Regions from separate parts of the Mus musculus genome. Here region 2 is linked to region 1. The links are chromatin loops, found by intact Hi-C in ENCODE. Cell type or tissue: heart. All regions are shown on one strand. Each heading gives the region's core, and the rest is flanking DNA. Links, peaks and the distances in the headings are about the cores only. Region 1 holds the start of Foxa3 (forkhead box A3). Region 2 holds the start of Bhmg1 (basic helix-loop-helix and HMG-box containing 1).

The links. A loop is a pair of places that touch in the nucleus more often than their neighbours do. Peaks named below come from ENCODE experiments on the same cell type or tissue, not always from the same donor. Only the 100,000 strongest peaks of a DNase experiment are listed, where the experiment ranks them.
Region 2: it touches region 1 in a loop (5-fold over the local background); 4 of 42 quality-filtered maps call a loop at or near these places.

What each region holds. Positions count from the first base shown.
Region 1 is chr7:19,017,120-19,032,759 of GRCm38, reverse strand. It overlaps Foxa3 (forkhead box A3), which reads left to right and starts at 9,221. Exons shown (of 2, transcript NM_008260.2): 1 at 9,221-9,411. The coding sequence starts at 9,343. It overlaps Sympk (symplekin), which reads right to left and starts at 8,383. Exons shown (of 27, transcript NM_026605.2): 1 at 8,254-8,383; 2 at 3,773-3,896; 3 at 3,580-3,645; 4 at 2,164-2,217; 5 at 2,008-2,081. The coding sequence starts at 3,877. In heart, for the core only: a CTCF peak has its summit at 9,099 (motif pointing right); DNase peaks (open chromatin) are centred at 8,419, 9,269 and 11,529; H3K4me3 peaks cover 3,244 bases; H3K27ac peaks cover 1,975 bases; H3K27me3 peaks cover 3,568 bases.
Region 2 is chr7:19,109,654-19,125,293 of GRCm38, reverse strand. Bhmg1 (basic helix-loop-helix and HMG-box containing 1) reads left to right here and starts at 6,950. Exons shown (of 13, transcript NM_001370811.1): 1 at 6,950-7,116; 2 at 10,813-10,883; 3 at 13,522-13,612. The coding sequence starts at 10,813. Fbxo46 (F-box protein 46) reads right to left here and starts at 5,435. Exons shown (of 2, transcript NM_175530.3): 1 at 5,358-5,435. In heart, for the core only: CTCF peaks have their summits at 6,608 (motif pointing right) and 10,402 (motif pointing right); DNase peaks (open chromatin) are centred at 5,483, 5,993, 6,613 and 7,233; H3K4me3 peaks cover 2,309 bases; H3K27ac peaks cover 1,990 bases.

The DNA of each region.
Region 1 (15,640 bases), core at 4,392-12,391:
AAACACATCAAGAAATGCCTCAAAGCTTTGTGCTGCCCCCTAGGAGGAACAACAATATGAACTAATCAATATCTCCAGAGCTTCCTGGGACTAAACTACCAACCAAAGAAAACACATGGTGGGACTCATGGCTCTACCTGCATATGTAGCAGAGGATGGTCTAGTTGGTCTTCAATGGGAGGAAAGGCCCTTGGTCCTGTGAAGGCTCTTATGCCCCAGTATAGGGGAATGCCAGGGCCAGGAAGCAGGAGTGTGAGTAGGTTGGTGAGTAGGGGGAAGGGGATAGGGGATTTTCGGAGGGGAAACTAGGAAAGGGGATAACATTTGAAATGTAAATAAAGAAAATATCTAATAAAAACAACTAAAAAACATGCCTTGCCGGGCGTGGTGGCACACGCCTTTAGTCCCAGCACTCAGGAGGCAGAGGCAGGCAAATTTCTGAGTTCGAGGCCAGCCTGGTCTACAGAGTGAGTTCCAGGACAGCCAGGGCTACACAGAGAAACCCTGTCTCAAAAAACAAAACAAAAAACAAACAAACAAATGCCTTGTGCTGAAGGCTGAACAACAGAGCAATCAGGATTCAAGCTCCTGGCTGGCTAGAAGGATAACAAAGAGCAGTTTTATCTCCTCCCCTCACAGAGCCAAAAATGAGGAGAAAGTGAGCTGTCTGCCACGTCTCAGCCAGGGTGACTGACTGGCACATCTGAGGCTGCTGAGGTCACAGGCAAGGACAGCGAGGCTGGATTAGACGCCTTTGCTTGTACAACATCACTGTTAGAACCAACCTTGTTTAAGGCAGACAGCAGGACAAGGAGCCAGCAAGACACAGAGGCCCTGCTGTGAGGCTGACATTCTCTTGTGGAGAATTACCCAGGGAGTTTCAAGGAATGCACAACAGCACAAAGGGCAGGGCCAAAGTCAATGCTTAGGAAGAGTCACCTCAGCTACCCTGCACAAGTGACGGAATGGCCAAGTGGGGTCACAGGTCAAGCAGAAGCAGACTCGCTATGAAGGCCTCTGGTGTTTTGTGAGGAGCAGAACAGATAAAGGGCCAGAGGGAGGGGTCAGGCTCAGAAAGATCCCATGGTCTCTCAGCAGCAGATCATCTAGCTATGTGACAAACAGGTGAGGGCTGTGACTCCCCCCAGGAAGATAGATGCTTAAGAACTAGGTCATGGGGCTGGAGAGATGGCTCAGCCGGTAAGGGCACTGACTGCTCTTCTGAAGGTCCTGAGTTCAAATCCCAGCAACCACATGGTGGCTCACAACCACCCATAATGAGACCTGACACCCTCTTCTGGTGTGTTTGAGGACAGCTACAGTGAACTTATGTATAATATTCCAGGAATTGTGGGCAAAACTCTTGTTCCAGAAACAAGGAGGCAGAGACAAGAGGACCAAAAATTCAGAGTGGGCTCCAGGATAGTCTGAGCCACATCAGACTTTGTCTAAAAGCAAAACAAAAATTAGACTGATGTCATTTTAAAATAGTAAGAGGGCATGAGGAGTGAAGTGGGCTAGAGAGATGACTTAGCAGTTAAAAAAATGCATACTGGGCTGGTGAGATGGCTCAGTGGGTAAGAGCACCCGACTGCTCTTCCAAAGGTCTGGAGTTCAAATCCCAGCAACCACATGGTGGCTCACAACCATCTGTAACAAGATCTGACGCCCTCTTCTGGGGTGTCTGAAGACAGCTACAGTATACTTACATATAATAAATAAATAAATCTTTAAAAAAAAAATGCATACTGCTCTGGAAGACACTCTGAGTTCAATTCCCAGTACCCATGTCATGTCAGCCCGGTGGAGAGAAGCCTTGGAGTCAGCGGCTGAGAAACGTGAGCTGCTGTCTGTATTCTGAAGGAAGACTGGTCCCTTCTAACAAACAAATCACCTATGAAGTATTGGCTGAGGCGCATTCAGGGCTGCAATTCCATTGGGTGTATGCTGGGGAAATCTGGAGGACACAAGCCATGACAACTAGGCACCCCTAATGATGCCCCATACCATGCCTCCTCAATGAAGCCAATGACAAACTTGCGCACTTCAATGGATTTGTCTGCTTGGAAAGCGATGATCTCCTGTAATGTCAGAGGAAGATGGGTCAGGGCACACGGGAGAGTACCACCTTCCCTTCACCTTATCCCCAGGCTGGTCACTCACATCCAGGAAGTTGTCAAGCAGGGTGGGGTCCTTGTTGATGATCAGCTCTTGGACCTGAGTTGAAGAAAGGAGGAGCAGACATAAACCCAGGCCCCAAAGGCAGGCGTGGTGGTTCTCATAATTCCAGTACAAGGCAGGCTGAGGCAGGACTGTCATGTTCTCAAGGCCGTCTAGACTATGGACTTTATCTAAAACACTAAAAATAAGGGCTAGCAAGATGGCTCAGAGGGTAAAAGACACTTGCCACTCCCACTTGAAGAACTGAATAGCATCTCTGGGAGCCACTTGGTGTAAAGTTGTCCTCTGAGCTCAATGTGCCTGTCCAGATATACAGGAAATAGTGAAAACAAGAATAAGGCCCACAGCTGGCTCGGGGTAAAACACTACCTCCACATGCATGAGGACAGAGCTCAGCTCTCAGAGCACTACCGCAGCCGCAGCTCTTTGGAGGCAAAGACAGACTCCCAGGAACCCGGCTAGCTAGACTAATGGATCAGCAAGCGCTGGATTCTACTGAGAGACCAGAGAGTGACGGAAAAACACATCAGCTTTGGGCCTCTACAAGACTGCATAAACATCTCATACCAAGCAACCAAGCACCTATACCATGTGAACAAGAATACACACCAGACAGCGAAAATAATTGGTTAATTTAAATGCAGGAGTGGGGAGACAGCTCAACAGTTAAGAGACTGGATGCTCTTCCAGAGGAGTAGATTTGGTTCCCAGCACCCAGCTACAACCATCTATAACTCCAGTTCCAGGGGAATCCAATGCCCTTGTCTGGCCTTTGTCAGGGTTGTATGCACATGGTGCACTTACACACATGTAGGCAAAACATAAAAAAGAGAGAATAAACAACAAACCTCAAATAGAAATAAATCCAGATGTAGTCTATGCAGGCAGGAATGGGGAGCAGTCAGCACTGGCGGCTCTGACCCTCCTGACCCTGAATCTCAAAGCTACACTGTTGAGACCCTCACAGATGAAGGCTCTCACAAGCCACGGGGAGGCACACTGTGCTCATTGCAAAGAGGAAAGGAAACAATGACAGGCACAGGTCTGCCAGAGGTCAGAGTGGTCTACAGGTCTGAGGTCTGCTGTGCCATGCAGAAACTCCAGGTGGCGCCTTCGCGCTCTACCCAGTCCTGGATCTTGAGAAACACTGAAGGAGCAGGCTGCACAGCACTGCACTGCACTGCACTCTGGGGCACAGGTTGTGTACAGGTGTGCATGTGCAAGGCATGATGTATGGCACAGGTGTATGTGAGCACAGGCATGTATGAATGCAGCACAGGTGTGCAAGTGTATGTGTACAGGCATGTATGAGTCACACGTGCAGGGACTAACGGTCCTCCCTCAGTGGCTCTGCCCTGGCTTTTGTCCTGCCCTCCCTGTCCCTTACCCCCACCTCACCTGTTTGAGCACTGTGATCTTGGAGTCATTGGTGATCAATGCAGCCTGGTTCAGAAGATCTACCACCTGGAAGGACAGAAGAACCAGGTGTCATGGCTGGTCTTGCTGGCCAGGTCAATCCCTGCAGTCCTCCTGTGCTCTGCTGTCTGGCAGGAGTCACACTTCCCCACTCCCAGCCCTGTGCTACACTCACCCTCTCAGAAGTGGTCATGCCATCGATGCTTGGCCCTTCTTCTTGTGTGAAAAACTGTGATGCCACACTCCGGCGGGTGACACTGTCCCCGCTGCTGCTTGCCATGACTGCTGTCAGGTTCTCCCTGGAAAAGAAGCTAGTGAGTTTCCCTGCAAAGCCCTCGTCCCTCCTCTAGGGTGGGTATGGGGTTTATGTCCATGTACAGGAGATACAGTGCTTCATGTCTACTATGGGGTTTTTTCCTTTAATTCAGGGTTGGGTTGGTCTCTGACTAGGTAGCCAAAGGTGGCCATTAACTCCTAGTCCTTCTGTGCCTTCCAAGAGCTGGAATGAAAGGTGTGCACAGCCACACATGGTTGCAGGCCAGCTAGGGCTGCATAGTCAAGACTCCCCCCTCCCCCCCCATCTCAAAAAAAAAGGCCACCTCTATAACCAGGTGTGGTGCTACATGTCTTTCATCTCAACATTTTCAAGATGCAGGTAGGTAGAAACATCAGGAGTTCAAGGCCAGCCTCAGTTATACAGTGAGTTCAAAACTAGACAGTGCTACATAATACTGTCTCAAAAAGGAAGGAAGGAAGGAAGGAAGGAAGGAAGGAAGGAAGGAAGGAAGGAGAGACTCATTACAATACAGCATCCTTAAGCTATTCCTTCTGTGAAAAGGGAGAAAGAGGAACTACACAATTATCACAAAATCATTCTGACAAAATCATGAAATGACTCATAGACAAGGCACCACATCTGGCATTACTTTTACCAGCAAGCAGCATAATCCAACTAAGTGTTCTTAAATAGGGAGACAGGCTACAAAGACTCTCACATGCTACATGCTAAAGGACTCTTTGTGAGCTTTGTACAGCATGTGCAAGGCCCTGAGGGGCCCAGGCCTGACACTGGGATAAACAAACAAGCCTACAGATGGCACAGCTGTAAGACGGAATTGAGACCCAGACAGGTGCACATACCTGTAGTCTTAACATACTTGGGAGGCAGGAGATTGTGAGGTCTAAGCCAGCTGGGCAGCTAAGACCCTGTTTCCAGAGAGGAGAGAAAGGAACATGGAAAACGTCTATAGTGACAATGCAGGGGTTCTGCGAGGAGCATGAGAGAGAGAGAGAGAGAGAGAGAGAGAGAGAGAGAGAGAGAGAGAGAGAGTTAGAGAGAGAAAATGAATGAATCTATTATATGAAGAAAGGCTGAGGCAGGAGGATTACACTGAGCTGGATACAGTGTGAAGAAGAGAAAAAGGCTAAACTAGGTGTTTTAAAAGATAGAACTGAGGCTGGAGAGTCAGCTCAGCTGGTGAAAGCCACTGGCTGCTCCTCCAGAGAACCTGAGTTTGTTGATCCCCAGCACCCACAGGACAGCTCAAAACTCTAACTCTAGTCCTAGGGGATGTGAGACCCTGGCCTCCACATACACTTGGTGCAGAGACATAAATAGAAGCAATAGTCCATATATGCAAAATAAACATAAAACTTAAATTTAAAAAGCCAGCTTAGATTACTCCTAAATATAAATGGGGCAACTGAAAATCTAGAAGACAATATTGCTGGTAACTAAGGTTTTGTTATCTTTTTTGTTTTGTTTTTGCTCTTTTGTTTTTTCGAGACAAGGCTTCTTTGTGTAACCCTGTTCTAGAATTTGTTCTGTAGACAAGGCTAGCCTTGAACAGAGATTCATCTGCCGAGTGCTTGGAATAAAGGCATGTGCTGCCACCTCTGGTGGAGGTAACTCATTTTAAATGGGATTAACCTATAAACTAAATAGCAACACCCCTGCTAGACATCACATGCAAATAAATAAGTTTATTGCCAGGATCTTTTTCTTTAAAGCTATGGAGTGGAAGTAATTTGGTAGGTCTAAGTGGATTATAAACCCTATGTAGACCAGGCTGGCGTCAAACTCAGAGATCTGCCTACCTCTGCCTCCCAGTGCTGACTAAAGGCATGAGCCACTAGCCTGGCTAAGTTTTATCTTTTTAAAGATGTGATGGCTAGCCGGGCGTGGTGGCGCACGCCTTTAGTCCCAGCACTTGGGAGGCAGAGGCAGGCGGATTTCTGAGTTCGAGGCCAGCCTGGTCTACAGAGTGAGTTCCAGGACAGCCAGGGCTATACAGAGAAACCCTGTCTCGAAAAACTAAGAAAAAAAAAAAAAAAAAAAAAAAAAAGATGTGAAGGCTGCCGGTCAGTTCCACATATTGCTTAGAGTCAGGGCCATAGCCACAGCCCTGTCCTCAAGGCCTCCACCTCCCTCTGGCCACCCTGCTGTCAGCTGGCCTCTTCTGCCCCCAGAAGAGGGCCTCCTTAGTGAGGCCTTCCCTACTCCAAATGTACACACACACACACACACACACACACCCCACATCCAATGCATTCCTTTTGTTCCATGCTTCTGACCATTGCCATGCCACATGTCTGTTCATTAAGCCAAGGGGCATGGCCACATGACATACCACACTGCTCCTGGAACCAGAACATAAGGAACTCCACCCTCCTTCTGGATGATACACCAAGAACCAGCAAAACTCCCCTTCCTCTTTAATCTTCTGGGCTTTGTTTTGTCTTGAGTATATATTCCTATTTCTCTTTTTTGTTTTTCTTTTTTTCTTTTTTTAATTAGTAAAATGGATGTTCAGCTGCCTATCGGTATCAGAAATTGACCCCCAGGACTCCCTTCATATCAAAAATCAGGCCGTAAATTAAAACAGCACTGTTTGGCCAGATAGGGTGACATACCCCTTTAATCCCAGCACTCTGGGCAGAGGTAAGACGCTCTCAGTTTGAAACCCATCTGGAGTCGCTGGAAGAAAGAAAGAAAGAAAGAGAGAGAGAGAGAGAGAGAGAGAGAGAGAGAAAGAGAAAAGGGGTGGGGGAGAAAGAAAGCCAGGTGCTGGTACACACCTTTAATACCAGTTACTTGGGAGGCAGAGGCAGACGTAGCTCTACAAATTCAAGACCAGCTTGGTCTGCCAAGTGAGTTCCAGGACAACCAAGGCTACAAAGAGAAACCTGGAGGTAGTGGCGGTGGAGGAGGAGGAGGTGATGGATGAGGCACTGTTGGGCTGGGCACATAGCTCACTTGGTATTCAGGTTTTTACTATGCACAAAGCCCCATGCTCCATTCCCAGTGTGTTCAAGTGCTACACAGACCTTCTAGCATACTGTTATCATCTCTTAGGCTGTGCTAGCTGGGGAACTCAGGGCTTGTATAGTAAGAGCACTTGTGTGCCAAGTAACTTTGTAATCCCCCTGCCCCAGTCTCTTAACTAGGTCTGTGTCATCAAGTCTGGCTTAAATCACCTCCAGATGACCTAATTCAACATACAATGTAAACAACGTTGTTACATTGTATTGTTGAGGGAGGATGTAAAATTTTAAAGTCAGTGTAAACCATTTTCCTGACTATTTCAATCTTAAGATTGGCTGAATCCACGCATGTGAACTTCCAAGACAAGCTGATGGTCAACTTTATAGAAACTATTTTCTATTTCACTTTTTTTTCTCTTAGTAAATACTGAGCTCAGTCTATTTTCCACCTTCCTTTCTTTCCACGGTTGCAAATCATTTTATTACGTAAATATAGTGATTTCTGCTAGACTTCCCACTGAAGGACAGCCGGGATGTTTGCAGTCTGGCTATCAGAAACATTAACACTGTTTTCCCCTCTCTGGTTGTGTGCTCAGCATTGAACCGCCCCTCCCACCAGGAAGTACGATGACTTTCCCGTTATCCTAAAGAGTGGATCTCCAAGTGTTTTTGTTTGTTTGTTTGTTTGTTTGTTTTTTGTATTTTCTGTATTCATTCAACGAGCATCGCCTAAGCAACACCAGTGTATGTTGGGCGCGAGCTGTGCTGGGAGGCAGGCACCAGGACACACTCTGTCCTCTCTTACACAGAGCCCAGGGTCAGGGACCTCCTCACGCAGCACACAAATAAAATCCTAATAACAAGTTCGACCACACGTGACGAGAAGGCAAGGCAAGGGGACCTAGGAGAGCCTTCAGCAGGCGGATTTGAGGAAGGAGGGAGGCAAACGGAGGTTTTGCAGGGGCAGTGACGTGGGGTGCCGAGCCCCCCAACCCCGAAGATGAAAGGGAGTTAGGCCGAAGGATAACAGCACGTTTCCAGGGCGGGGGACACTGGGGAGGAACAGCCTGTGCAAAGGCCCGGAGGTGGGAAGCTTCGCACACGGCCAGTCTGGGGAAGTGAAGGGCCCGGTGCAGCAGTGTGCGGAGCGGGGGACGAGCCAGGGCCAGGCTGGTGGCCCAGGAGGTCTGCGCGGCCACGGTGGAACTTTGGCCCCGGGGGACCGGGAAGCCAAAGAAGGCAAGGATGGGTCCCGAGCAGTGTGGGAAGAAGCGGGGGCCCGCGACCCCGCTGCTCCCGGCCCTCGCCGAGGCCCTCCCCATCGCTCGCGCCCCGGCCTTGTCAGCGCCCCCCCTCCCCCCACCCCAGGACCTCACGCCGCCACCCGCTCACCGCGACTCCGGCCTCTGTCCCCCTCGCGCCCCCTCAGCAGCGCCTCTCCGCAGACGCTGCCGCCGCCGCCATCTTCCGCCCGCCGCCGTGACACGGCGCAGGCGCTGCACTAGTAGGGCCGCCGGGAAATGGAGTCCGGCACCGCGGCCGGTCCCCGCCCCTAAGGCGTGCCGCGTCGGCAGCCGCCCGCCCTCCCCGGGCGTCCACCGGAGCGGCCGCCATTTCCGGCCTTCGAGCGCCATGCCTTCTGGGAAATGTAGTCCGCGCTGCGCAGGCGCCGGACGGAAATGGGAACGAAGGCTTCTGGGAAATGGAGTTCCCAGCGGTCCGGAGTCCCTCTCCCTAGACGGCTGGCTAACGTTGAGTGGAGAGTGCTGTGAGTGGAGTTTCTGGGTCTTAGAGGAGATCTGGTGCCTTAATGGGGTCTGAGCAGAAGCCCTGAGCCTTTCCACCGCCGACCCTGACTCTGTACGGAGCCTGCAACATTCGCAGACGTCAAAAGCCTCAGTCTTCCTGTCTGTCCAATGGGAATGTGGTTTCAGGAATCTCTGCGGGCTACTTAAACGGTGTTGTATAGGGACTTGTGGAGTCCTGAGCTCTGTCAACCTCCTTTCTTTCGTGGAAGACATGCGGGGTTCTAGAGTTTCCCTCCTTTAGCTGGAGATGATGAAACACTTAGAGGCAGAAAGATTCCCCGGCTCCCGCTCTGTTGCTCTAGGGCTTTTGGGATCAGCAGGGTGTGGCTCTCTACCCCACGCCTTGTAGTCCCCGACTCTTCATCCATCGCAAGCTTCCAGGTGCCAGGACCGAGGCTCCCAGTGCCTGAGGTCTCTCTTCTTGAGATCCCGCAGGGGGCGCCCCAATCCGAGGGCGCCGCGCTCGGGGAGGCGGGCGGGGAGCCCGGGGCGGGCCCGGGAGGGGGTGTCCCGGCTATAAAAAGTGGCTGCCTCCCAAGGCGCCTGGGCCAGCGGGACTCCCGGGCTGTGTGCCTCAGGTCGGAACTCGGGGCTAGTGCCTGTAGAGAGACCGAAGCACTCGGTTCCCCCAGGGGGGCCTCAGCCTGGGTGTGTGGGGGCGCAGGCCCCGGGGATGCTGGGCTCAGTGAAGATGGAGGCTCATGACCTGGCCGAGTGGAGCTACTACCCGGAGGCGGGCGAGGTGTGTCCTCGGGGATGGCGGAGCGGGAAATGGGGGGCAGGTGTGGGGCTTAAATGCAAGCAGGCGCTGTGGTGTGGGCCCAGGTGGGAGCAACAGACCTGAGGACACAGATTCTAGGTGTGGGAGTCGGGGGACAAGGTTTGGGAGAACGATTTAGACTGCAGATCCATGCGAAGGCTTGCTTCCAACGGAAGAAAATGTTAGCAATGAAACCTCGAAGTTATACTTGAAAGGTGTCGAGCCCCTGAGTCGAATGAACAAATTGGAGGTGGGAACCGGAGCTCTAGGGTAGAGCGATAGAGCTGGAGGACCTCGAGAAATGAGTTCTGTAGTAGAGAGGAGAAATACAGAGACTAAGAGGCATTGGTAGTCCGCAGTAAGGAAAAGTTTGTGCCGGAATTCAGGGTTGAAGACGGGGGTTGGGGGACTTCGGGCAGTCGGGGGTCAGAATTGAGGTTCCGGGATAAAGATCAGCTGAGGAGCTAAGGTAGGGGCACAAATAGGGTGGTCGGGGGTCCTTCTGAGGAATCTAATGTAACAGGTGGCTTAGGTAGACTAGTCCTCAGATGACGTCAGCCTTGGAAGATCAAAAGACAAGAGGATCCACATCTGTGTGGCAGGAGTCAGCCATCCTTACCCCGACCCTCAGCAGGGGCTCTCCAGAATGTACACCATCTAGGCATTGCTAGACTTACATTAATTCCTTCACCCCAACAAACAGAAAGTCCCTCTTCACGTCTAACTCCCGTTTGTCCGAGTGCTTCTGCACCCTGTAGTCCATATTGTGATGGTGGGGAGAAGGGCCGAGGTTCTGGACCCATGAGCTCCTGACATAGACGGCTTAAGGTGGGGGGGGGGGGCTCTCGAACAAGTCAAGCTTCAGCGGCTGAGGGAGGTGGCTAGGGTCTGTATTTCCAAGTTGTGGAATTGGACTCCTGGATCCCTAGGGGTAGCTGGTCTTGGAGTTGGCGAGGTGCCCGGGAGGGGCCTGTCCTAGGTCTGGTGAGGTGTGAGGTGGGGCAGAGCTGACCGGGAAGGAATTGGGAGTGTGCAGAAGTAGAAAGGGAGGGGGCTGGAGGTGTTGGTGACTTTGTAGGAAGGCAGAAGCCAGGGTGGTATCTCAGGTCATTGGGAGTTTGAGCATTGGATTTAAGAGAGCCAACTACAAGTCTGTCCTTCTGGGGACACATCTGAAGAAGTTAGTTGAGGGTTCTAGAGAAGAAAAACTAAAATTTGGGAGTACTGTGTGAATGCTCCCCAGCCCTCAGTTGAGGAGACAGTGTATGTAGAGGCTGACGGAAATTGACAGACCAGTTGTGGATATGCATGCCTGTAAACCTAGCATTTGGAAAGCTGAGGCAGGAGGATGAGAAGTTCTAAGGTCGACTACATAGCAAGCTTAATCTACAGAATGAGACTTTGGGGGAAGGAGAGTTAGGTGAGGGCCAGCTTACATGTCATTTGGAAGTATCCACAAAACGAACTAATGGAAAGGTTTGGAGCTAAAGTCTGAAGGTGCCCCTGACTTCTTTCCGCAGGGCACCAACAGCACCTGCACAGCACAGGAGAGCCCACCTCCCTCTTGAGAACAGTGTGGGTGGGGTACATTCATCTGGAACTAAGAATGGACAAGGCCACCCGCCCCACAAAAACAAAAAACAAAAAAAAACAAAACAGAAAAACAAAACAACAAAAAAAAAAAAAAAACCCCAACTGCTGGTGGGGGGCAAGTGGATACCTGTGTCTTACTCTGGCTAGCCGGCTCTCAGAAACTGAGCATCCCGGAGTAACTCCCTGGGACCTTAGATACACATCAGCTACCCCAACAACTCCCCTCTGCCCCCACCCCCAATTGCAGAGAAGGGCAGTAAGGCACCTTGCAGTGTGCTGGGGTGGGTTGGTTCTGGAACTGGTAAGTCACCAGGCTTTGCTCACTAGCACACACTTCTCCAGAAATAATAAGGAAACAAATAGAAATTCCAGACTCCCAGGTGAGGAGGCAGGTCTCCTGAGGGCTTCCCCCCACTCTCAGCCGCACCCTGAGGGAGGGGAGATCCGGTTCAGACCCGGACGTCAGGGGTTCATCCCAGCCATGGGGCGTGGGAAAGCCTAGGGTGGATGAGAGCAGCTGGAGTGCTTGAGGTCAGACCTCAAGAAGGACTTCCGGGTGGGTGGGGAGCCAGAAAAGGAAAGCCCTGGTGTCCTAAAGTTGGAGAAGTGGAGTGAGGTGCCAAGGGATTAAGAGGCTGTGTGGATCCCCCTGAGGCCAACACTTTACCCTCGAAGACCGGAGGTGGGGACAGAAACAGCCTACCAGGGTGGGAAGACCACAGCATGGAGGAGAGGAGGAACTGGGCTCCTGGAGCGATGGCAATACAAAGAATTACTGCAGACAAGGGGAGTGGGGAAAGGGAGAAAGAGAATACCAAGGAAGGGAGACTGAGGCAGTGAGTGACAAGCAAGCACTAAGTGAGAGGAGAGAAGACTGGGGAGATAGACGGGGAGGAGGGGAGGGTTAGAGTTAGGGTCCAGACACAGGACTGGACAGCGGGAGAGCGGGGTGGGGTGGGGGTGGGGGTGGTAAACACCTTTAATCCCAGCACAAGGGAGGGGGAGGCAGGGGAATTGCCACACAGTTGAAGGTAGCCAGGGCAGTATAGTAAGATCCTGTGTCAGAAGGAGGGAGGGAGAGGAGGGAAGAAGACCGTGAGAGAACAAACAGAAAACTGCTTACAGAGCCCTGTGTGGTGGCAACACCTGTAAAGTCTGCACTGAGAGGTGGGGGCAGTAGGGGCTGGCCATCCTCGTCTGCTAGAAGGAGCTTCCTGTGGCTGCTACAGAGAGGGGAAGAGAGCGGGCGCTCAGGTGTTAAGAGTAGGGCACTGCTCTTGTAAGGGGACCTGAGTTCAATTCCCAGCATCCTCATTGGGCAGCTCACAACTGCCTGTAACTCCCAATCCAGAGGCTGAAACCCTCTTCTGCCCCCGCCCCCAGCACCCACACTCACTTGCAGATATCCACATACAGATACCTACATATAATGAAAAATGTGAAGAGCAAAAAAAGCTATCTGGGGTGTAGGCTGGATCACGTTGGTAAAACGCTTGCTTGGCGTGCAGGCAGCCCTGGCTTTGTCCCCAGCATGGTAGAAACCAACTGTGCTGGTCCTGCTGGCCCATGCTTGTAATCTCTGCTTTTGGGAGGTAGCGGCAGAAGTTGGAGATTATCCTATGTTAGCTCAAGGCTAGCTTGGGCTGCCTAACGCTCTTGTCAAAGGGAAGGAGAAATGAGCTACCTGGAGCCGGGCGTGGTAGCGCATGCCTTTAATACCAGCACTCAGGAGGCAGAGGCAGGCAGATTTCTGAGTTCGAGGCCAGCCTGGTCTACAAAGTGAGTTCCAGGACAGCCAGGGCTACACAGAGAAACCCTGTCTCGAAAAAACCAAAACCAAAAAAAAAAAAAAAAGAGCTAACTGGAGAGTCTGGTGAAGGTGGTTGTAACCTGCCTGTGACTCTTCGCTGTTCTGGCAGGTTCCTTTGTTTTCTGGACCTCGAGTCCAGCTAATGCTTGCAGTGGCAGAAAACCAGGAATTAGGTGGTTTCCAGTCAGTCACCACCAAGTCTAAGGTCCCCTCCAGTGCCCTGAGACCCCACCTGGGAGGGGGCAGGGAGGAGGGAGGAAAGTGGGTAGACAGAGCAAGTATATCTAGAAAGAGAAGAACCATCTGATATGCTTAGTGTTTTCCATTGTCCTCGGGATAACTGGCTCCCGACTAGATATGCTCAGCTCTACAAGGGTGGAATGTCTGGCTATCTTGACCACAGCTTTCATCTTATGGTCCAGGACACTGGTAGGGCTCAGGTTTTAGAGTATCAAAATTCTTCCTCTTCTCCTGACAACTTCTCTGGGCCATAGCTGACTCAGCTGTAAAATGAGTATCATAACACCTCTCAAGCAAGGGGTAATAGTGGTAGAGCCCCTGCCTAGAATCCCCCAGGGAGGGGCTGGGGGCGTGGCTCAGTGGTAGAGCCCCTGCCTAGAATCCCCCAGTGAGGGGCTGGGGGCGTGGCTCAGTGGTAGAGCCCCTGCCTAGAATCCCCCAGGGAGGGGCTGGGGGCGTGGCTCAGTGGTAGAGCCTCTGCCTAGAATCCCCCAGTGAGGGGCTGGGGGCGTGGCTCAGTGGTAGAGCCCCTGCCTAGAATCCCCCAGGGAGGGGCTGGGGGCGTGGCTCAGTGGTAGAGCCCCTGCTTAGAATCCCCCAGTGAGGGGCTGGGGGCGTGGCTCAGTGGTAGAGCCCCTGCTTAGAATCCCCCAGGGAGGGGCTGGGGGCGTGGTCTAGTGGTCCCTGCCTAGTATGTGTGATTCTGGCATTCAAGCCTCAGCATCAACCGCAAAACAGTATCACAGTAATAACAGCACACACACATAGGCTGGTAAGGATTAGAGACAGAACCTGTGAAATGCTTGGGTCAGTTCCTGGCACAGTGTGGCTGGTGAATAGATGCCTGTTAAGGTTCAGTATGTTGGTCCATATCTGTAATCCAAGTGCTAGGGAGGCCGACGCTTCTACAGAAGGACTACAGGCCAACATGAGCGTCATTGCAAGACCCTGCCTTAAAAAAGGGAGTTAAACAAAACCCTCTAGACCAGCTGAAACTTATACAGTTGCTGACTTATTGTCAGAAAAACTATTTCAATGTATAACCAGATTGTTCCTCAGTGCCTGTGGGTCCTCCTGCCCTGGGGTCTAGGGCAGCAGGATCACAGGTGTGAGCCTCCACGGTGAGCCTGAGGGTGATTCTAGAAGACACAGGAGTGTGTATCATGTCTCATTGAGCTAAGAGGCATGTGTTCCCCTCTGTGAACATGTCTGAAACTGGGGTACATCTGTAAATGTTTTTCAAGGTCTTTAAATTTTGTTCCATTTATTTATGAGGGAAAGTGTGTTTGCATGTGCTTGTATGTGTGTGTATATGTTTCTCTGGATGTGCATGTGCACATTTGTGCATGGGTTTGTGTGCATGTGTGTGTGCTTGAGTATTTGTATGGGGGGCGAGGCGGGGGAGTATCCCAGGCAAACGCAATTGGAGATTGGAAGACAACTTCCAGGAAACGAGATCTGGCGCTCTCTTCTGGCCTCTGTGGCCATCAGGCACTCACATGGTGTATACACATAGATGCAGGCAAAGCAATAATACACATAAAATAAATCTAAAAGGAAGAGCAAGGAAAAAAAGGAAAACCATTGATTTTGTTATGTAAATCAAAATTTTAGCTGACTTGGCTAATTTTGATTGATTTGTCAATTATTTTCAAATCAAATAATTGATTTCTCAATTTCTTCTCAGAACCTCTTTCCCTTTAAAAATTTTTTTTTTAATTTTTTTATTTTTTATTTTTGTTGAGACGGGTTTTCTGTGTAGCCCTGGCTATCCCGGAACTAGCTCTGTAGACCAGGCTGGGCTCAAACTCAGAGATGCTTTTACCTCTGCCTCCTGAGTACAAGGATGAAAGACGTGCACCACCACTGTCCGGCTTTTTCTCTTCTTTTTAAAGGCAGTGTCTCAGTGTGTAGCCCTGGCTAGTCTGGAATTTGGTATGTAGACCAGGCTAGCCTTAAATGCCTGTGTCAGCCTCCTGAATGTCAGCATTCTAGCCAGGCACCACTGTGAAATGAGACATTTAAAACCAATTATTACATTTTAAAAATTATTTCTAATTGTGCATATGAGTGTGATTATGAGCACATCAGGGCAGGTGCTTAAAAGGCTAGCGTTGCCGGGCATGGTGGCGCACGCCTTTAATCCCAGCACTTGGGAGGCAGAGGCAGGCGGATTTCTGAGTTCGAGGCCAGCCTGGTCTACAAAGTGAGTTCCAGGACAGCCAAAACTATACAGAGAAACCCTGTCTCGAAAAACTAAAAAAAAAAAAAAAAAAAGCTAGCGTTGTCAAATTGCTTGGGGCTAGACTTACAGGCAGCTGTGAGGTGCCTAGTGTTGGTGCTGGGAACTGAACTCCTGTCCTTGGTAAGAGCAGTGGTTGCTCTTGACTGCTGAGCCATCCCTCAAAGTCTTTACGCTATTAAAAATGTATTTGAAAGGCTGGGCAGTGATGGTGCATGCCTTTAACCCTAGCACTTGGGAGGCAGAGGCAGGCAGATTTCTGAGTTCGAGGCCAGCCTAGTCTACAAAGTGAGTTCCAGGACAGCCAGGGCTATACAGAGAAACCC
Region 2 (15,640 bases), core at 2,885-10,884, 94 kb before region 1:
TCTTTCTCCCTAAGACAAACAAATGGAGGGGACGGGGGGGTGGGGGGGATGAGGGGGGTGGGGGGGATGGGGGCCGTGTCAGCTCACCCAGCTGTGACACACAGGGACAAGTGAGAGATGTTCCGCTTTACCTTAAACCAATAGGTGTTTAGGTAATTTAAGATAGAGTGAAGAGACAATGTTAAAAGTTCTCAGGGGGTGGGGTGGGAGGACAGGGGCCACATCCCTGTGTTGCCACAACAATGCGGCACAGGCAGGGCAACGTGGGCACGAAGGGAGCCTGAAAACTGAACGCAAAGCTGCTTGTGCCAGAGAACAGTAATCTGGCATCTTGCAAACAGGGAGCCCCAGAGGGCAGAGGCCAGTCTGCCTGCAGTCCAGGCCCTGGCACCTAGCAGAGGCTCTGGTCACTTAGGAAGTGAATCCCAGCCAGTAAGGTGACTTGTGGCGCTTGCTGCCAAGCCTAACCAACCCGAATCCACAGGGTGGAAGGAGAAACTGGCTCCTGCTGACCTCCACAGGCACCCCATACAACATGCTATTCAATAGATAGATGAAGGGTTTTTAAGTGAAACCCCATTTTTCAGATGCCAACCTTTCTTGCCCCTTCCCTCCCCGCCCCCATTCTCTCTCTCTTTCTAGAAAACATGAAGCCCAGGCTAGCCTTGAACTCCAGCTCTTCCTATTTCCACCTCCATTGTGCTGTGATGACAGGCTTGTGTCACCACAAACAGCTTTAGTGTTATTTTCTTGAAAGAATGAAAACCCCAGAAGGCTGTCATCCTTACTGAGAGCATTTTAAATACATGGCCTTATTATCAAGTCCTTAGGAGGACATCATGGGCTAAGTATGGCCCATCTTAAAAATGGTAGAGCATGCCTTCAACCCCCACACTTGGAAGGCAGGTGGATCTTTGTGAGTTCAAGGCCAGCCTGGTCCACATAGAGTTCCAGATTAGACAGGGCTACATAGAGAAACCCTGTTCTGAAAAAGAAACAAAGAAGAAAGACTCCAAGCAAGTGACCTAAAAGACCCATACTGGGTTGCTGAAACGGCTGAGTAGTTAAGAATGCTACTCTCCTTCCTGAGGTTGCAGGATCGGGCCCAGCACACACACACCAGGCTGTCCTCAGCCTCCAGCTCCTGATCTAACTGCCTTCTCCAGGGAAGCATGTGTTCAAACAATCTACACCATACACACAATTACATGTCAGGAGCCATGATGGGACAAGCTAATAACTAGCAGGTGATCATCCTGAGATGGCCTGCTTCGGATTATTATATAATCTGTGATAGGCTCGCCCTTATTAAGCAAGGCTGTAAGGGAATTCATTTTAGGAAAGACTCCTGCTATTAATATGCTTTTCCTGTTATTATTAAACATAACAAGCACTAAGTAGTAACACACCCCTTTGGAGCAGATCTCTGCAGATCCACAAAGATGTACTGTCTTGTAGTGATGCTATATAGACAAATAGACGATTTAAGTCTTAATGATGTGAGAATTCTTAAAGTTTTGGGTTTTTGTTGTTGTTGTTGTTGTTTTTCGAGACAGGGTTTCTCTGTATAGCCCTGGCTGTCCTGGAACTCACTCTGTAGACCAGACTGGCCTTGAACTCAGAAATCTGCCTGCCTCTGCCTCCCGAGTGCTGGGATTAAAGGCATGCACCACCACGCCCGTCGAGAATTCTTAAAGTTAAATCTATGATTATTAAGCTCTTTTGTAGTGGGACTGCTATTAGGTCCTTTTCTGATAGTCAAAACTGCAAGGAGAACTCTGTCAGTCTTCCAGATGTCACCAGTTAATTGTTCTTAGATGGTAACCAGACTTTCTCCTACTCTGAGCACATTCCAAAAGGTTGTAAAACAATTAACCAAAGGTCATAAATAGGAAACTAACAATTTATTACAGGTGTTAGGACAGAAGATAAAATATTGACTGGGTTTATCTATACAAAACTTCACGAATAACTTAGTTATGGTTTTAAACCTTCAGTGAACCTGTGGAACTGAGACAGGTGATAGATGTTTAGCCAGATAACTACTACTAATGTATATGCAATGTAAACTTTCTCTGTTGTAAACTTCTATTTCAGGGCTGACGAGATGGCTCAGCAGGTAAGAGCACCCACTGCTCTTCCGAAAATCCTGAGTTCAAATCCCAGCAACCACCTGGTGGCTCACAACCATCCATAACGAGATCTGAGGCCCTCTTCTGGTGTGTCTGAAGACAGCTACAGTGTACTTATAAAATCTTTGGGCCAGAGAGAGCGGGGCCGACCAGAGTGAGCAAAGGTCCTAAAAATTCAATTCTCAACAACCACATAAAGGCTCACAACCATCTTGTACAGCTACAGTGTACTCATATACATAAAATAAATAAATAAATCTTTAAATAAAATTTTAAAAAATCCAACTTCTATTTCAATTCATGATTTGATTTTTTGTGTGAACTTGTGATGAACTTTGTAACATGTGAGCATGTATTCTGAAAGATGTATAAGTACTGAGGACAAAGTGATGAGAAGGAGAGAGAGAAGAATTTTTTGCCTTTCCCCATTTTGAGTAGAAATTTTTTCCCATTCCCCACTTAGAGAATTTTTCCCCTTCCCCGCTTAGGATCTTTCTGCCTTTCCCCTTAGTTAGCTTTCATAGGTAACTTTTTTGTTTTTGTTTTTGTTTGTTTTGTTTTTTGTTTTTTCGAGACAGGGTTTCTCTGTGTAGCCCTGGCTAGTCCTGGAACTCACTTTGTAGACCAGGCTGGTCTCGAACTCAGAAATTTGCCTGCCTCTGCCTCCCGAGTGCTGGGATTAAAGGCGTGGGCCACCAAGCCCAGCTCATAGGAAACTTTTTACAACTTAGTAACAAATGCTATAATCATTTTTCAAAGCGTCCCTTTTTCTTCCTTTAACTCCCGACTTTGAGCTGAGCAGCTCCTGTTGAGATAGTACAAAGGCTATTCACTTAACCCTTTGCTGTTTGAGGAAGATGTGCTAAGTGCATCACAGAAGGCAGGGCAGCCTCAGTTAGCAGAGTATCTTAGACTTAGATAAGTGAACTTCTGGTTATACAGAGACCCTAAACATCACCAATACCAAGTCTTACCCCGGAATCCTACACAGTCTTACCCTCTGCTGACCCTCTCCCTCCTCCACTGCCTCAAGAAGAACCCACAAGAAGAACCCCATGCCAATTATATACTAAGACCAAATTGTTTCAAAGTGAATTACAAAGTTGCTAAACTTCCCAGAGAAGACGTCCCCTGCCTGCCCTGACCAAAATGTTAGAGGGTACACTTATACACACATACCACAACAACATCAAGAAAACCAAAAGTCAAAATAACCAAACAAAACCCCAACTCACTTGCCAGCGGCAGTATTTCTAACTCACTGGAAGACTTGGGCAATGGGCCAGACTGGGACAAGTGAATTATTAATATTTGGCTGGAGACAGATTAAGTTTCTGAGCACCTTCCTAGGAGTTTTGCTTAGACTTAGGAACTCAGGAATGGGGAGGACAGGAAAGATAGAACTAGAAAACTCAGGAGAAAGGGGGAGGCAACTTGAGAGCAAGGGACAGCACGTCCCGTGCCCCCTCACTGGGTCCTCTCCTACCTCCTTTATCTGGTTTTGCCCATTCACTTCAGAAACAAAAACATGACCCAGTGATGTAGTTTAGCTGGTAGATCGCTTGCCTAGCATGCACAACACCCCGAGTTTGATCCCCAGTACAGCATAAACCAGGCATGGTAGTGCACATCTATAATCCCTGAAATCAGGATATGGAGACAGGAGGATCAGAAGTTCAAGGCCACCCTCAGCTACACAGTTTTTAGTTGAGTCCCTGTCTCAAAACAACAACAAATAATATCTGGGCACCAGTAGTGATAAACCTCAGCACTCTGGCTCCTGAGGCGGGAAGTTCAAGAGTTAAGAGGCCAGCCTGAGCTACACAGCAAGTCCCAAGACAACACATGTGTACTATATGCACTTAGTCTAAGCACTTTCCAAACATTATCTCCCTAAACTCTCTAGCCTACCAAGGTTATGGATCTCATTTAATAGCTGGACAGATTTCCAAGCTCAGGTCACAGAAAAGACTTAAATCCTATCTGACAGTTGTTCTGGCCGGGTGTCTCCACCAAAGCAGATTCTGACCCAAATTGCAATTGTACATTTACCATTTAATGTTGGCTGACATGGAGAAGATTGCTTAAACTCTCCGTGCCTCTACTTGCTTCCTGTGAAATGAAGATCTACACTTAAGGCACCGCCTGAATCCAGTGAGTTAATACACACACAGCTGAAACCGAACCTGGGCATTTCTTAGAAAAAGATGCTAGCAATAAAGGGGTAGGGCTGGGGACGGGGGTGTCCCCTGCATAAACTGTGGTGTACATAGGCTATTGTCAGGTTTTGAGAAAATGTCTGGGGGGCTGGACTGAAGAATAGGAAATCTTTTAACAACTTGAATCCAGTCAACATTCCTGGGACGGGAGCTTTCCACCAACAGCTTTGACGCTGGGACTTAACTTTCCTAACAAAAATATCAATTTTTATGGAACCTCCCTTTAGCTATCTTCAGAATGGCCTGCTTGTTCTCACCATACATATAAGGTCACAAGAGGGTTACAGAGAGACCTGTGCAGGTCACAAAAGAGAATAAGGAACCTGAAAGCTGGACTGCCCACACAAACCACTATATCTAGATACGACCGGGGCTAGAAGGGTGCTAAAGGTTGTCTCTATGGACCCCATCTGGTCATATCAACCCAGAGTTCTGTGGCTGTCCAGTTTATTGGTAGTTTTTGGTTAGATTAAGACACGATATTGACAGCCACGCTCCTAACTCACGCACCCTACAACGCCTCCTGGTCCTAGAAGCTAACCTGGACCATCGATGACTTCTACCTCCCATCTCTTCAACTGGCCTTGCCGCCCCACCTCGCAATCCCGCAACCCAACCCAATGCATCCGTGGTTAGCCTCTCCCTTCACTCATTTATCCCGGACTCCTATGCCTTTCCATATAACCAGGCTAACTAACCTCCCTCGAAATTACCCACTCAGGGTCTCTGATCTATTCAGCCAGGACTCCAACTCCGCGCCTCACTCCTCCAGCTCCCAATCCCCTTGATAGCTGATTCCAAAGCTCGACTCTCTCCACCTCCAAGACCCCTCCCTAGCCCCCATTCTTCTACTTCCTCGGGCTCCCGTTCCTCTCAATCCCCACCCACAGTGATCTCCCCACACCCAGCCCTTTCTTTAGCCTCAGTTTGCTTCCTCTCGAACCCAAGTCCTGAACACCCCGCTCATACTCTCAAGCACCCGCAGGACCCAGCTTGGGGCTCTCACCATCTCCCCGCGCTGCAGCTCTCCCGACTACGCGGGTTTCCCCCACTCGCTCCTCTCCAGCCTCCCCTTCCGGGTTCTGGCCCCGAAGCCCACTGGGAATTAGAGTACGGGCGGCCATGGACTACAGCTCCCAAGATGCAATACGGTAACTTGGAGGTGGAGTAGGAAACAAACTAGGCGGGCTGAGAGACAGAAACTCTAATTACCAGGAGGCTAAGGGCACACTAAAATACGCAGGCGCAGAAAATTCTCCCGCGAGGGTATCTGGGAAATAGAGTCCAGCCGCCTCCATTTTGGCCCGAGGCCCTTGAAAAGAGAATCGAGGCTACTTCAAAGGGACGTTAGCGAGGGATGAAGAGTTTAGGAAGAACAACTTTATTGATTTATCATGTTAGTTGACAAATAATTAATAATATATGAGTTTTCCCAAACTTTCTCTCCCATTTCTCACCTTCATCTCACTCCCCACACTTGCCTACCACCACCTCCTAATTGGCAAATAAAGAAAACAAGATATCGAAGTGAGGAAAAGCCCAGGCACTATGTTCACATCACAGGTAGAACAGAGCCTCCAGAAGGGCAGGAATCTTGGCAGCATTTCCAAAATGTACGGTTTGAATCTGCCGTGGTGGCACACACTTTTAATCGCACCATTTTGGACGCCGAGGTTAGTGTACCTCTGTGAGTTTGAGACTAGCCTGGTCAAGGGTATGAGACGCTGTGTCAAAAAATAAAGATGAAGCTGGAAAGACTACTCAGAGGTTAGGAAGACATCGCTCTTGCAGAGAATTTGCATTTGCCCCTGAAGATGCCCCTAGAAGCCCCTGTCTAAAACTCCAGCTCTAGGGGCATCTGATGCCTCTGGCATCTGGGGACACCTGCGTGCAGTATTCCTCCCCCCCACCCCCCCAACATGTATACCTAGTTAAAACTAAAATGCTTTTTAAAAATAAATTGTGTAGTTTGTAACCTGAGTTACAAGGTAGTGCATTCCTTGCGTTCCAGACAGACCTGAGACAAAACGGTTACAAGTAGTAGGCAAGCCTGGGCTATATAGCAAGACTGGATCCACACTCAGACACTAAAGGTTACTTTGTTTGCAGCTACAGGAACTGGCATTTCCATGGGGTCTACAAAGCCTCGTTTCAGGGAAAGGTGGCGAAGTTAGCCGCCTGAACAAGGTACTTGACACACAGTGGTCTTTAAGCAGATGCGCCCTAAAGCGAAAGGGTCGGATGGGGACACAGGAGGGCCAGCAGGGGGAGTACAGACACCTCGCGCTTGCGGACACCTGGCAAATCCTGCTGGGGTCTGAGGTAAATAGGTCAGGGGGCGGGGCAAAACAGAGGGCGTGGCCTGAGGAAAGGGCGGGTAATGGAGCAAGAGCTGATTGGCTGATGCTGCGAGCGCGGGAGCGGGAGCACGTGTCGGAGCTGTGGCCCGTGCCCTGCCCCGGGTGCGCGTGCGCACTCGCCGCACTGCCCTTTTCCAACGCTCCTCTGCTCGTGCCTGGCACCGCGTGGCGGGAACGTGGAGGGGGCGTGGCCTCGCCTCAGGCGCTCTGGTGCCTTCGCGCCACAGCCTCGCGCCCTGCCATTCTTCGCTCGGTCTGCGCGTCGGGAGGCACGCGGTCTGCATCCCTGGGACCCCGCGAGCCGCGGGAGCCGCGCGAGCCGCTGCCGGAGCCTTCAGACTGTCGAAGCGTGAGCCCAGTGCCAAAGCAGAAGTCGAGGCTTAACGCCATATTGCAAATCTTGAGGTGAGTGCTGGTGACCAACGGGTGTGGGGCGGCAGACGCCCTGGCTCTAGCTGGCTTGAGGTAGCGGGGAGATGGTGAGGAGTCGTCAGAGTCACACCCTGCGGCCGTGACCCCCTAGGGAGCTCTAGGTCGGATGGAGAGGGACCCCAGAGCTCGAGACCGGTTTGAGGGTAGACTTTGTGTTTGAGGGAATCCAGGCTGGGTTTCTGGAAAGTTATTAGTGGCGTTTGAGACATGGGGTCTCCTGTTCGAGGCTCGGCTTTTGGAAGCTGAAGACGGGAGATCTGGAAATCTTAGTTTGGGGTTCCAGGGGTTACGTTCGGAGGGTCAGAGGTCTAATTTGACAGGGTTGGGGCTTTTCAGTATCAGTGGAGACCATCAAAGCAGGAAAATAGGCTCTGGAGTGGGCACGGCTTGGGTCTTTGAGAATTAATTTTAAAGCCTGGAGTCGTCGTGCTACTCATTGCGTATAGGTGTCAATTTAGGGTTCCAGGTCTCAGTGGGATGCATGCGTGAGGTCTAAGTTTTCTAAGAAGGAAATCACAATGTGAGGATCTGAAGGGACAGTTTTAGAGTTTAGAGATATTTATTGTAGGACATGAAACACATTTTTAAAAATTATTTTTTCGAGGCTGGAGAGATGGCTCAGTGGTTAAGAGCATTCACTGCTCTAATGAAGGTCCTGAGTTCAAATCCCAGCAACCACATGGTGGCTCACAACCATTTGTAGTGAGATCTGGTGTCCTCTTCTGGGGTGCCTGAAGACAGCTACAGTGTACTTACATATAATAAATAAATAAATCTTTTTAAAATTTTTTTTTCACTTTACATCCCAATATCAGCCCTCCTCTCCTCTCAGTCCCTCCTACCCCTCTGGTAGGTCCTCCCCCAGTGCCCCTCTCCTTCTCTTCTGAGAAGGGGAAGCACCCCTTGGGTATTCCCACTACATTTGGGGTGGTGAGGGTTTTTCTTTTTTCTTTTTTTTTTATACCCTGGATATCCTTCCTCTAGGATTTGGGGTTTTCAGTGTTAAGGCTTGTGGTCTGAGCTGGCTGTGGTAATTCACACATATAACCTTTTATGATTTGGAGTCCAGCCTGACTACATAAACCTGAGCTGGTATAAGGTGAGACTGTGTGGGGGTTGGGGGGCAGTTAGTGGTTTGTGATCTTGATATTAGGAGTGTAATCCTATTTGAGGTTCAATAGTCAACATTTTGCACATCCATGACTTTTGGTTTGTTTTTGTTTTTGTTTTTTGAGACAAAGTTTCTCTGTATAGCCCTGGCTGTCCTGGAACTCACTTTGTAGACCAGGCTGGCCTCGAACTCAGAAATCTGCCTGCCTCTGCCTCTCGAGTGCTGGGATTAAAGGCATATGCCACCATGCCCAGCTTTTTTGTTTGGTTGTTTTGTTTTGTTTTGTTTCATCCAGGACTTTTTATTTATCTGTTAGTTTGTTTAGTGGTGGCATAGGATTTTGTTTGCTTTTGTCTGATTTTTTTTTTTTTTTTTAAATGAGACAGGGTTTTACTCTATAGCCCTGGCTGGCCAGGAACTCACAGAAATCTGGCTGCCTCTGCTTCCAGAGTCCTGAGATTAAAGGGATAGGCCACCAGTCCGGGTTAGATTTTTTTTCTTTTTTTTTTCTTTTTAGTTTTTCAAGTCATGGTTTCTCTGTGTAGCCCTGGCTGTCCTCAAACTCAGAAATCAGCCTGCCTCTGCCTCCCAAGTGCTGGGATTAAAGGCATGTGCCACCACTGCCCGGCTGCCACGGACCGGGCCTAATTGGGCCCCCTCAATCCGTGGGAATCAGGGGCAGCTAGATTTTTTTTCTAAGATTTACTTATTTCTTATATGTAAGTACACTGTAGTGTGTGTCTTCAGACACACCAGAGGAGGGCATCAGATCTCATTACAGATGGTTGTGAGCCACCATGTGGATGCTAGGATTTGAACTCAGGACCTCTGGAAGAGCAGTCAGTGTTCTTAACCGTTGAGCCAATCTCTCCAGCCCTAGATTTTTTTTTTAAACAAATCTGAAATTCCAGTTTCCCATTTTTCTTTTTATTGTGATCTATTTTTTAACCCCTTGATTGTGTGAGGGAGTGAGATAAGGCTCTGCCTCACGTTGTTTACTACGTTAGATAGGGCGGCCAGTTCTGTCAGAGGGAACCGATTTTTTTTTTTTATTATTTTATGTGTGAGTGTTTTGCCTGCATGTATGTATGTGTACTACATGCATGGAATTTCTGGGGTAAATCAGAAGAGGGCATCAATTCTCTGCAACTTGAGTTAGAGACAATTGTGAACCACCATGTGGAATTAAATCCAAGTCCCCTGGAAAAGCAGTCAGTGCTCTTAACCTAGAGCCATTTATTCAGCTCTTACTTTAGGCTTTTTAAAGAAATATTTATTTATTTTATGTGGATTGGCATTTTGTCTGCATGTATGTTTGTGAAGGTGCCAGATCTTGTGGAATTGGAGCTACAAACTGTTGTGAGTGGCCATATGGGTGCTGGGAATTGAACCTGGGACCTCTGGAAGAGCAGCCACTGCTCTTAATCTCTGAGCCATTGCTTTTTTGTTTGTTTTGGAGGGTTTTTTTGGGAGGGGGCGTTCAAGATAGGATTTCTCTATGTAGCCTTGGCTGTCCTAGTACTCACTCTGGAGATCAGGCTGGCCTTAAACTCAGAGCTCTGTCTGCCTCTGCCTCCAGAGTGCTGGGAGGCATCAGCTTCTGTGCCCAGTTCTCACTTGGGATTTTTTAAAATATTTATTTATTTATTTATTTATTTATTTATTTAATATAAGTGCACAGTAGTTGTCTTCAGACACACCACAAGAGGGCATCAGATCCCATCACAAATGGTTGCGAGCCACCATGTGGTTGCTGGGAATTGAACTCAGGACCTCTGGAAGAACAGTCAGTGTTTGTAACTGCTGAGCCATCTCTCTCCAGCCCTCACTTGGAATTTTTAAAGTCACTTTTCATCTATTAATATCATCATCTACTGCGTGTGGTGACACATTCCTTTAATTCCAGCACTAGCGAGGCAGTGCCGGGTGAATTCTCTGAGTTCAAGTGCAGTCCGATCTACATAGTGAGTTCTAGGACAGCCAGAGCTATACAGAGAGACCCTGTCTCAAACACCCCCATACTCCTTTCTAGAGGTCTTAAGCCACACTTTTCAAGCTAGACAGTCTGTTTTTCAGCCTTTGGCATCTTTTAAGATTTATTTATTTATTATATGTAAGTACACTGTAGCTGTCTTTAGACATTCCAGAAGAGGGCGCTAGATCTCATTATAGATGATTGTGAGCCACTATGTGGTTGCTGGGATTTGAACTCAGGACCTTTGGGAAGAGCAGTCAGTGCTCTTAACCACTGAGCCATCTCTCCAGCCCACTAGCATCCCCTTATTGATATCTGAATTCTGAGATCAATGTCTGGAAATTTGCTGATTTTTTTTTTTTGATTCAATTATTAGGAGCTTAAATTTACCATTTGGGATTTATGATTTTCTATTTAGAGTTTAGGGTTTTAATTTAGGTTCCTGAACCCATATTTATGTCCTATTTTAGGAACTCTAGGTGCTTTTTAAAATGTACCATGGGGGTAGGGAAGGTCGTACATTACTTGGCTGATTCACTTTGGAGTCCCAAAGGTCACTAATAATTTTTTTCCCTCTTTGCAGATGTTGGGTTCAGACAAATTCTCATGTTTCTCTGATCAGCACAGAGCTAGATCTCCAAGTCCTACTGACAGGTAATTGTTCTCTACCTTCAGTGCAGCTCTACCCACTCTGAACAATAGTAGCAACAAGGTGTTACTAAACACTGTTTCTAGACTGTTTGTTTAGTCCTTCCATTGTATCTAATAGCTATTACAACCACCAGACAAGGAAGTAGGTGCGTATAGTCCTTCATTTCCAGAGACGGTTCTGAGGTGATTTCAAGCTCTAATGTGCTTTGGTTTTTGTTTGTTGTTTGGTTTGTTTGAGTGCTGGGTATGAACCTGGGCTTTCTGATGTCAAATGCTAAGGAACTTCTTTATACCTACACTACATCTCCCATATGACATTCTTTTCTTTATTTTATGTATGTCCATGTTTTGTTTGACTGTATATCTGTGCATGCACCATGTTCATGCGGTGCCTCCTGGAATTGGAGTTGTAAAGAATTGTGAACCACCTTTAGGTGCTGGGATTGCAACCTGGATCCCCTGTAAGAGCAGCAATCTAAGGTTCTTAAATGCTCTTTCTTCCTTTCTTTCATTCACAATATGTATTCATTCATCCATTGAACACCAAATGTTAGGAATCTTTTGTGCATGACATGCATGACAGGCAACCCTCTACCACTGATCTATATCCTCAGCTGTAGGAATCTGAAAGGGGAATTCATACAGAGGGATTGGATTCCCTCTCCATCTATCCAGTTTGGACATATTTAAAATATTTGAAGTCATCTTGCCTTGTACTATTTTCCCCTTAATAGATGTCAATACACCCCTCCTTATCCATTATTAACATTACAATTAAGCACCTTCTTTGCTGTGGTCCTCTATGCAGGTACTGTGCTCACTCAGAAGGAAGGTCATGAAGGAAATGAAAATGCATGTGTCCTGAAGCCTATTGCTTCTTAGAACCTTTGTGGTCAACAGTTCAGTCTCTTGTTTTCCCCTTTCTAGATAAGGAATCTTTCTAATAATAGACTCTTGGTTTTGATGGGTAGAAACCTCGCTAAAACTAGCTTATGCATAATAAGGCACTTGCTGGATCATTTAAACAAGAATTCAGGGATATCAGGGCATGGCTTGTACTGTGAGCCTGTAGGACCTTGCTTCACCCATGTTCTCTTCCAGTCTTGTCTCCTTTGCTTGCTTAGCTCCCATGCTTGGGTTTTACTTTCCTTGAGTTCTCTTTGCTCCTTTATGACACAGGGCCTTTCCACATGTTCCCTCTGTCTGGAGCTTTACCTGTTCCTTCTCACCCTCTCTTATCCTCTAGACTAGATTCTGGCCAGATTTAGTTCCTGAGGAAAGACTTCATTGGTTAGGCTGTAGTTCCAGGTAACAAGCCACTCATTTTGTAGGTCAAAGCCTGCTATTACAGCATCTGTAACCAAGCAACACTTCTCCTTACCTTCATTAGAACCAGCCTGATGGCTTTTTGACTTGTACAGTCATTCATACCAGGCCTAGGTTTAAAATGTCAAAGATGGAGTGGTTAGTAGCTAGATCAGTACAGTTCTTGGTGTGCAAGGTTGAGAACCTGAGATTGGATGCCAAGTGGAGTTAAACCTGGAACAGAGGGTTGTTTTGGTGTGGACAGGGTAGGCCATTTTGGGGGGAGCAGGGTACAAGAGCTAGCAACTGAAGACCCTGAGGACAGCATGAGGAGAATTGGTGGTAATGCAGATCTAGGGCACTACAAGCACCACGGGAGCAGTGGGGTGGTGTGTAATGTGGGAGAGGACATCATCTTTATGGTTCCACCTGGTGGGGGAAGGGTGGAGCTGTGTATGTTCTAATGTGGGTATCTCATGAATTATGCATTTGGTTGTCACAAGTCAACTGCTTTCATGCCTGTATTGAGAGGTCTTTAGCAAGCACACACTGACTTTCCAGAGTGGCATAGCCCATTGGACACAGTGAGAGAATACAGGAGCATTGAGCTCGCCTACCCTGTGTAGTGATACTCAGTGAGTATGAAAGAGTCAGAAAAGGAATGGTACTGTGAGCCACACAGAGCCTTTAAACTTGACCCTCCCAGGATTACAGTGTACCCGTGTAATCCCAGCACTTGGAAGACTAAAGCAGGAGGATTGCTGAATTTGAGTCCCTCTTGGTCTACATAGCAAGATCCTATTTAAAAAAAGAAACAGAGAAAAAGAAAAAGAAAGAAAGAAAGAAAGAAAGTCGCTTCATCTCAATGGCATTTCCTTCAAGGTGTGAAACAAGGGGGCAGCAAGGTCAGATTTATGTTTCAGGAAAGCTGCTGCCTCGGAAAACATGGAAGAAGGAGGCCAGATAGGAGGCTGAGAGCCTTGTAAGGGTGTGAAGACAGCCATGCAGGGATTATGGGTTTAACAAAAGCTGGAGGGAGGTGGAAGATGGGCAAGATTTGGGGACTCATTGATCCACAGAATATAATATAGGAGAATGATAAGTTCTCATGATGCCTGAGGCCCTGTCTTGCCTGTCCCAGAATGGAGGCAGAGGACAGTCTTGACATGAGACTGAAGGTTTGGGGGCAGGTGGTGTACCTTAAAAACTAGATGTGGTGGCTCATGCCTGTAATCTTAGCACTTGAGAGGCTGAAGCAGTATGATCACTTTGTCTCCAAAGAAACTAAGTTTAATTCTAGGTGTCATAACCAAAATTGGCTCTTATCCCCAAACAGGAAGGATAAGAAAAACCACACGAACAAGCTTCGAGAGCTGGCTTTGCTGATCCCTGTGACCATGAAGACCAGAGACAAGAAGTACACCAAGGTGTGGGGACTGAAGGAGAGGAGTTGGGTGGGAGGCAGGGTGCTAGAGCAATGAGTGGGGGCCTCTCCTGGGAAATCCACACAGACCCTCTCAGAGATGAACTTGGAAATAGGAGTAACCATGATGCTCTGAACAGGAATTTCTGGGAGTCCATGATCCCATAGGGGATTCTTTTTTTAGAAGCCAAGTTCCTCACTTAGGGTCAGCAAGTGCTTTACCACTAAACTATACCCCTAGTCCTGTGGGATTCTTTCAGAATAAGAGGTGGGGTGGGTAGAACAGGAGCTTGAGACAGTTCAGTCAGAACTTGTTACGAAAGCATGGGTACCTGAGTCCCCATCTGTCTTAGACAGGGTTTCTATTCCTGCACAAACATCATGACCAAGAAGCAAATTGGGGAGGAAAGGGTTTATTCGGCTTACACTTCCATACTGCTGTTCATCACCAAGGAAGTCAGGACTGGAACTCAAGCAGGTCAGAAACCAGGAGCTGATGCAGAAGCCATGGAGGGATGTTCCTTACTGGCTTGCTTCCCCTGGCTTGCTCAGCCTGCTCTCTTATAGAACCCAAGACTACCAGCCCAGATGGTCCCACCCACAAGGGAACTTTCCCCCTTGATCACTAGTTGAGAAAATGCCTTACAGTTGGATCTCATGGAGGCATTTCCTCAACTGAAGCTCCTTTCTCTGTGATAACTTCAGCTGTGTCAAGTTGACACAAAACTAACCAGTACACCATCCCAGAACCCACAGAAAGCCATGTAACATGAGGTAGGTACCTCAGTACATGCTTGTACTGGTTAGCCAGTCTAGCCTAAATTTGCCAGTTAAGCTCAGGTCACATTGAGAGACCCTGTTTCAAAACCAAAACACACCAACAGTTTGTTTTGTCTCCAAACCCCTGAGGAATGACACTTAAACTGACCTCTGACCTCTACATGTACGTGCACACCCACATAAGCATGCATGTACACACACAGAAAGAGGCAAAGGGAACTGGTAGTGGAAAAAGGAGAGGCAGAGGTCACACATCAACACTGGAGCCCTCACAGCTGCAGCCTGAGACTCTACTTCTTTTTCAGCCCCGGGGGTTTCTCAGTTGTTAAAAACAGCAAAGATAACTCTTGCTCCTAAATGATACTTCAAGACAGAAATGATGTCCTGGCATGTAGTTTAGCAACAGAGCTCTTGCCTGGCCTGTGCAAGCTCTAGAGGAAAGATAAAAAGGTGCAGAGGGAAGACAAAAGTGTGGCCTAGTGGTACATGTGCTTCGTTCTAGCATCCAGGAGGCTGAGGCAGGAGAATTGAAAGTGCAGGGCCTGCCTGGGCTACAGAGTGAGTTTAAAATAGCATAGGCAACTTTTTAAGCCTTGTTTCAAAATAAAATGTAAGCAGTGGACTGGGGATGGTAGCTCGGTGGTAAAGCACTTCCTTAAACACACAAGACCCTGGGTTCAAAGAGACAGGGTTCTCGTGTTCTCTCTCTCTCTCTCTCTCTCTCTCTCTCTCTCTCTCTCTCTCTCTCTCTCTCCCTCCCTCCCTCCCCCCTCCTCCCTCCCCCCTCTCTCTCCTCTCTCTCTCTTCTCAGGAGAGAGCACATCATCTTTTCCTTTGGCAACTTTCAAAGGCTTCACACTCCTTGAAAAACATCAACAAGGTCTCTTCTACTCTGTTCTCATATGGTCTTCTCTCCCTTTGACCCTCCTGCCTTCCTCTGGCTTACAAAGATCATGATTACCTTGGGCTTATGTGGATAATTCAAGTAATCTCTCCATCTCCAGGTCCTTAGCTCAATGATGTCTGTAAAGTTCCCTTACCATATAAGGCAGCCTATTCACACCCATGGGACTAGGATGTGGCTGCCTTTGGAACTGGGTTGCTGACTATGGGGAAATTTTTTCATGTCCTCAAGCATTTGTATATTTGGTATGTATAGGTGATGTCATAGGATCCTGAGAAGCCAGAGAAGAGAAGGACACAGTTCCTGCCCTCAAGGAATGAGTCTAGCATTTCACAACTGACAAGATGT